Regions from separate parts of the Homo sapiens genome. Here region 2 is linked to region 1. A link is a contact called in ENCODE Hi-C or POLR2A ChIA-PET data. All regions are on one chromosome and are shown on one strand. Each heading gives the region's core, a stretch centred on a gene start or an enhancer-like site at or near the end of the contact. The rest is flanking DNA. Distances are from core to core; before and after follow the strand shown. Region 1 overlaps FGD4 (FYVE, RhoGEF and PH domain containing 4). Region 2 has its middle 19 kb from the start of DNM1L.

Region 1 (3,680 bases), core at 940-3,439:
AAATCTTATTAGGTATATTTTACCACAATTAAGAAAAAGAAATTAATAAAAATGTCAATGGTAATATAGTGGACCACACAATTAGAACAAAGAAATCTCAATTCTACTTCTGGCTTGTCTATTAACTAGCAGTATGAGCTTGAACAAGTCAATAATTCTTTGTGTGTTTAGTGAAAGCATCTAAACTGTATATAATCTTAAGGCCCTATCTTCATGTTGTAACCCCCCCCTCCCAAAAAAAAAGAAAAATCTTAAGGCCCATTTCAGTGATTATATATTAATTCTGTTATGCTGTGATATAGGTATATTCCCTTGTTAGCATAGCACACCAGATTATCAGCTGCTGCTTAAGCTGTCCAATGTGTTGAACTTCTAAGATATAATGGAATATTTTTAATTTCAATATGCAGACAACTGAAAAACTTTAATCTTCCTGGAAGTGGAAATAGATACTTACTTCAGAATAGTCTTAAATGTGTTTCATTTAAGCTGTGTTAGATTTGATGGGCATTTCCCAAATGCCCATAGGAGTGGGAAAATGAAGGGATAGGGAATGAAAGAAAGGAGAGCAGCCGGGTGCGGTGGCTCACACCTGTGTAATCCCAGCACTTTGGAAGGCCGAGGTGGGTGGATTGCTTGAGTCCAGGAGTTGGAGACCAACCTGAGCAACGTGGCAAAACCCCATCTCTACTAAAAATACAAAAAATTAGCTGGTGTGGTGTCATGCACCACCAGCTACTCAGGAGGCTGAGGTGGGAAGATCGCTTGAGCCTGGGAGGCAGAGGTTGCAGTGAGCTGAGATCCCACCACAGCGCTCCAGGCTAGGTGACAGAGTGAGACCCTGTCTCAAAAATTTTATATATATATATATATATATATATATATATATATGTATATCTTAAAGGCAACTTTTCTTTATTCACTTAGAACTGAACGGTGAACTCAGAAAATTCTTTTTTGTGGCTACTCAGTTTACTAGGTTCATAATATAAGAAAGAAAAATGTGAAAAAAATTGAACTGTTCAATTAAAAAATTCAGTGTGCCAGTCTCACTCTCCTGGGCACCAGCAACATAGAAATGGACTAGACAAGCCCTATCAACAAAGCCTCAGTCTGCTGAGGGGTGAGAGACATACACAAATTGACATAATATGATACAGTAAGTGCTTTGGAAATACAGATGACTGGGCCAGGTGCAGTGGCTCACACTTGCTATCCCAGCACTTTGGGAGGCTACGGCAGAGGATCTCTCGAGTCCAGGAGTTTGAGACCAACCTGGGCAACGGGCAAAACCCCATCTCTACAAAAAATTTAAAAGTTCGCTGGGTGCGGTGGCACTTGCCTGTAGTCCCAGCTACTCGGGAGGCTTAGGTGGGAGGATTGCTTGAACCCAGAAGGTCGAGGCAGCAGTGAGCTATGATCCTGCTACTTCACTCTCACCTGGGCCACAGAGCTGAGACCTTGTCTCAAAAAAAAAAAAAAAAAAAAAAAAAAGGGAAATGCAGATGAAGGAGCAGTTGTGCCCCAGGAGTACTAGTTGAGGGCCAGGCTGCTGAGAAGCAGTTGAAGTAGCCTTGAAGCAAGGATGGGAGATTGCTGGGTGAGATCAAAGATACGCTGGGATGGGGGTGAGTGAAAGTGTGAGCAATGAGTAGAGGCAAGATTGTAGATGCTGCATTTGGAGGAATATTTCTGACTGCATAATCAGAGGTCAGAATGGCTAGAGAAATTAATACAGAGGTACAAGGCTAGATTTAGAAGAGTAAGCTAAGAACAGACTGCAATGGGCTTTTGAATGCCTGTTAAGAATATACATATTTTTTTCCTGAAAACATTAGAGACTTTTAAAAGTTTGGAAGTTTAAAAAGTTTAAAAATCTTAAAAGGTTTTTAAAACCTTTTAAGTTGCTAAAAGTTTACAATTTTCATTGAAAAAGAAGAAAATTGGCAAAGCACAGAAAATACACACAAAAACCACACCCATAATTCTACCAGTGAGAATTGCTTAGATATTTGATATTCTAGCTTGTTTTTCTGAGCTGTTTGAAAAAACATACTTGATCGCATAATGTATGGTCACTCTGTATCCTGTTTTGTTGGGTTATACATAGGTATTTCCCCCATATGAATTCAAACTTTCCATAAGCCTAATATTATCTGGCCTCAGAAACAATTAAAGCATGGAAGTGACATGATGACACATGTGTGGGTTTTTGAAAAATGAGTCAGATGAAAGGGAAAACAGATGGAGCAGGGCACGTGGTTAGGAAGCAACTGTACTAGTCCAGGTGTGAGATGAAGGGGGCCTGGATGAAGCAGAGGGTGAGAGACAAGGAAGATTCTGAGGACCTTGTGGCTAGATGTGGGGGTTAAGTCAGGTTCAACTCCTAGGCTGGATGAATTGGCAGATGGCACATGAACTACAAGAGAATGGAAGGCAGAACCTATTTTGTGGGCAAAAAATAAATTACATTTTGCAATACTGAATTGAGGGGCTTCTTGGAAGTCCAGGTGTAGATGTCTTACAAAAATAGAATATTCTGGGCTGGGTGCAGTGGCTCACCCCTGTAATCCCAGCACTTTGGGAGGCCAAGGTAGGGGGATCACCTGAGGTCAGGAGTTCGAGACCAGCCTGGCCAGTATGGTGAAACCCCATCTCTACTAAAAATACAAAAATTAGCTGGGCGCAGTAGCAAGCACCTGTAGTCCCAGCTACTAGCAGGCTGAGGCAGGCGAATTGCTTGAATTCTGGATGTGGAGGTTGCAGTGAGCCTAGGTCGCACCATTGCACTCCAGCCTGGATGACAGGGTGAGACTCTCTCAAAAAAAAAAAAAAAAAAAAAAAAATTCTGGAAGCATTACGATTTATTGGTTTAGGCATGAAGGCTTTGGAATGAAAATACCTGAGTTCAAATCCCAGCCCCGTCACTTACTAGCTAGGTGACCACTGACACATCACTTTTTTTGTAATTAAAAAATTTTAATGGCTATTGCTTATTTTTTATTCTGTATTTATTTATTTATTTATTTATTTTGAGACAGGGTCTCGGTCTGTTGCCCAGGCTGCCAGGCTGGAGTGCGGTGACGCTATCTCGGCTCACTACAACCTCCACGTCCTAGGTTCAAGCAATTCTCCTGCCTCAGCCTCCTGAGTACCTGGGACTACAGGCATGCACCATCACGCCTGGCTAATTTTTGTATTTTTTGTAGAGATAGGTTTTCACCATGTTGCCCAGGCTGGTCTTGAACTCCTGAGCTCAAGTGATCCACCCGCCTCAGCCTCCCAAAGTGCTGACAGGTGTGAGCCACTGTGCCTGGCCAGACACATCACTTTAACAAACTCTCCAGGCCATGGCTTCCTGACATGTTGAAATCATTGAGATGACAGGAAGGAAAGTAATGGTGTGGGTTTGAGAGAAGGAAGTAGAGTTGCTAATTAGGTTAGTTTTGTACTCTTATACTAAGTTTATGGTTCCTGCAAAACATCCATTTGGAGATATTAATTAAGCAAGTGGAACTGTGGATCCAGAGCCCAGGAAAGAGGGTAAGAATGTTAAGAGGATGGTGCATGAGGGTGTGATTAACATTGCCAAAGCAGAATGTGTAGGAACAGGAAATGGGCCAAGAGTTGAGCCATGAAGCACAAACAATAGAAAAGGATGTTTAATAAATTGTCCAAGA
Region 2 (3,529 bases), core at 659-3,158, 74 kb after region 1:
TAGGTGTTATATAGGTGTCTCTCTCTCTCTCTTTTTTTTTTTTTTTTTTTTTTTTGAGACAGAGTCTCGCTCTGTAGCCCAGGCTGGAGTGCAGTGGCGCGATCTCGGCCCACTGTAAGCTCCGCCTCCCGGGTTCAAGCGATTCTCCTGCCTCAGCCTCCCTAGTAGCTGGGACTACAGGCGCCCTCCACCACGCCTCGCTAATTTTTGTATTTTTAGTAGAGACGGGGTTTCACCGTTTTAGCCAGGACGGTCTCGATCTGATCTCGTGATCTGCCCGCCTCGGCCTCCCAAAGTGCTGGGATTACAGGCGTGAGCCACCGCGCCCGGCTAGGTGTCTCTTTATAAAATAGAGATCTGGCCGGGCGCGGTGGCTCACGCCTGTAATCTCAGCACTTTGGGAGGCCTAAGGCAGGTCAGGAGGTCAGGAGTTCAAGACCAGCCTGGCCAAGATGGTGAAACCCCGTCTCTACTAAAAATACAAAAAATTAGCCGGGCATGGTGGCGGGCGCCTGTAATCCCAGCTACTCGGGAGGCTGAGGCAGAGAACTGCTTAAACCTGAAGGGGCGGAGGTGGCAGTGAGCCGAGATCGCGCCATTGTACTCCCGACTGGACGACAAAGCAAGACTCCGTCTCAAAAAAATAAAATAAAATAGAGATCCGGGCCGGGCGCCATAGCTCACGCCTGTAATCCCAGCAGTTTGGGACGCCAAGGCGGGTGCATCACCTGAGGTCAGGAGTTCAAGACCAGCCTGGCCAACAAGGTGAAACCCTGTCTCTACTAAAAATATAAAAATTAGCCAGGCATGGTGGTGGGCACCTGTAATCCCAGCTACTCCAGAGGCTGAGGCACAAGAATCACTTGAACCCGGGAGGCAGAGGCTGCAGTGAACGGAGATTGTGCCACTGCCCTGCCTGGGCAACAAAGAGAGACTCCGTCTCAAAAAATAATAATAATAAAATAAAATAGAGATCCACTGTTTGTAGTCTGAGGTCCTATTAGTTTTATTTAAATTGTACCCTAAGCACTTCCCCTCCTTCCAAAACAGTTTTCACAGTAACAGCCAAAACCTGAGGGTTTAGTATCTGCTAGCCACTATTCTAGGAACTTTATAGAAATAATTTCATTCATATTCCATCACAGTTTTTCAGTGTAAGCATTGTAAATAATGCATCAAGAAACATCTTTGACTTGTTACTGAGAGTTCCATCTGTGATAAAGGGCAGATGTCATAGAAAACCCCTTTGGCAGGTGATTCAACTCGAAGGAGAGGGTGGGAGGAAGCAACATCTGAGAATCATGTGAGCTGTGTTTCGGAAATACACACATCTGTCCCACATCCTGCTGCCCTGTGGATTTGATATGCCTGAGGCTGCATGCTGGCAGGTGGGCTTGGGTGTATAATTTTCTCCCAAGTGATTCTCACTCATTCCATTTTTTTGCCTGTCCCTCATCCCCATTTTTAAAAATTATTTATTTATTTATTTATTTATTTATTTATTTATTTATTATTGAGATGAGTCTTGCTGTGTCACCAAGGCTGAGTGGCATGATCTCGGCTCACTGCAACCTCTGCCTCCCGGATTCAAGCAATTCTCCTGCCTCAGCCTCCCGAGTAGCTGCAACTACAGGGCTGTGCCACCATGCCCTGCTAATTTTTGTATTTTTAGTAGAGACAGGGTTTCGCCATGTTAGCTGGGCTGGTCTCGAACTACTGACCTCAGGTGATCCACCCACCTTGGCCTCCCAAAGTGCTGGGATTACAGGTGTGAGCCACCACACCCGGCCCCTGGTCCCCATTTTTATGAACCATTGTGATAAAGTTGAGGAAAGGCCATTAGTCTTAAGGGTTGCACTCAGGCGCAGTACCACAGCCCTGTGCAGCCAAGACTTCAGTGCTCTGCCTGCTCCCTGTGACAGCACACCCTCCTGCTGTCCACCCAGCTCCACAGGCTTCACTGAGAGGCTCTCAGGTAAGCCTCAGCCTGTTGTGGGCTGTCTAGACTGAAAGCAAAGATAGCTATCTGGCTGGAAAAGAGAAAGGAATTAAGAGATCCATAAAAAGGCTTTCTAAAACAGCCAAATGTTTATAAAGGAGAAAGGAAATTGGGAGCTGGCCAGGTCGTATTCCCGTTCTTTGCCTTCTCACACGACAGAGCAGTGTGGTTCCCAACCTGGTTTCCTACCTCCCCTTTCTTCCCCACCTGGGGACATGTGGCAAAGTCTGGAGACATTTTTGTTTGTCACAAACGGAGTGGTGATGGGGAGGTAGTGTTACTAGCATCTTGTGGGTAGAGGCCAGGGAAGCTGCTAAACATCCCAGGAGGCACAGTACAGCCCCCCAAACAATGATCTGGCCCAAAATGTCAATGGTGCCGAGGTTGGGAAGCCCCGCTCCAGAGCCTCCACTTCTCTGGCTACCCATTCCCCCACTCCCGCCACTCCTCAGACAGGGATGGAGGACAGCCAAGATTGTCAGCTGTGACTTTCTCTGCAACCCTGTCTTCTTTTCTCCTGTCCCCCTGTCCAGTGCTCTGCTTCCCTCAGGTCCAAGTGGAACGATGATGGCATCTGACCAGAAAGTTTCCTGGGCCCTGAGTAACTGCCTTAGATTCTTAGTATGTAGTGGGTGAATCTTTAGTAATAAGGTCCCTGGAGCAAAGTGATGCCTTATCTCTAGTATGAAATCTGGGAACTCACGGAGAGATAAAAATAGCCTCAATACCAGTGGACTGGGAACATGGTGCGTGATCTGCTGTTTGAAAATCCCTGTCCTTAAGTGGCCTTGCACCATGATTGCTAAACTTTTCCAGAGCCATCTCTATTTCTCTAGTGTAATTTAACATCTTTTTTGGCGGGGGCGGGGGTGAGTCAAGTTCATTCTTTTTTTTTTTTTTGAGACGGAGTCTCACTCTGTCACCCAGGCTGGAGTGCAGTGGCGCGATCTCGGCTCACTGCAACATCCGTCTCCCAGGTTCAAGCAATTCTCCAGCCTCAGCCTCCTGAGTAGCTGGGAATATAGGCACCCGCCACCGTGCCCGGCTAATTTTTGTATTTTTAGTAGAGACCGGGTTTTGCCACGCTGGCCAGGCTGGTCTCAAACTCCTGACCTCAGGTGATCCGCCCGCCTCGGCCTCCCAAAGTGCTGGGATTACAGGCATGAGCCACCGCGCCCAGTCAAGTTTATTATTCTTAACTTGACCCTATCTTTCCCACTTTTGACTCCAACACTGCTCAGAGCTGCCACACCTACCCCCATAACAGTTGTGCCACTGGGAAGTGAAGAGGGTGTATCACAAAGTCAGAAACTTTGGGAAAAACTAAGATTAGGTTGTACATCCTTCAAACAAGAAGACAAACTACAAGAAGGGCTCAATCACTGCACGCAGTGAGTGTGAGGAGGGCAATGTTCCCTTGATAGTGGCCAAATGTGTGAGTTCCTGGCTTCCTGGGCTCTGTCATGGCTCAAGGTTGGTAAGAAGGCCAGTGATGTTATGAGCAGGCTTCAATTTCTACAGGGTTGTGGG

Evidence for each region. Hi-C counts contacts between places; a loop is a spot of excess contacts on that map. ChIA-PET counts read pairs that join two places held with the same protein, here RNA polymerase II (POLR2A). Pooled maps may share reads with other maps.
Region 2: a loop to region 1 is called in a pooled map, with 6 times the contacts of the local background. The contact joins two enhancer-like sites. A Hi-C loop is called at or near these places in 3 of 168 maps with a recorded cell type or tissue (dorsolateral prefrontal cortex, heart left ventricle and heart right ventricle), 1 of 37 single-sample maps with no recorded cell type and 7 of 50 pooled maps. POLR2A ChIA-PET finds 5 or more read pairs at or near these places in 5 of 52 experiments (HCT116, PC-9, activated T-cell and 2 more).

Annotation. Positions count from the first base shown.
Region 1 is chr12:32,584,367-32,588,046 of GRCh38, forward strand. The region is part of intron 4 of FGD4 (FYVE, RhoGEF and PH domain containing 4); the gene reads left to right. Among named protein-coding and RNA genes, the nearest start is that of DNM1L, 93 kb to the right of the region's middle. Within about 2 kb of position 2,190, at least 3 of the 41 ENCODE cell types and tissues checked have a DNase peak (open chromatin) inside an H3K27ac peak, as active enhancers do.
Region 2 is chr12:32,658,156-32,661,684 of GRCh38, forward strand. No RefSeq gene overlaps it. Among named protein-coding and RNA genes, the nearest start is that of DNM1L, 19 kb to the right of the region's middle. Within about 2 kb of position 1,909, at least 3 of the 41 ENCODE cell types and tissues checked have a DNase peak (open chromatin) inside an H3K27ac peak, as active enhancers do.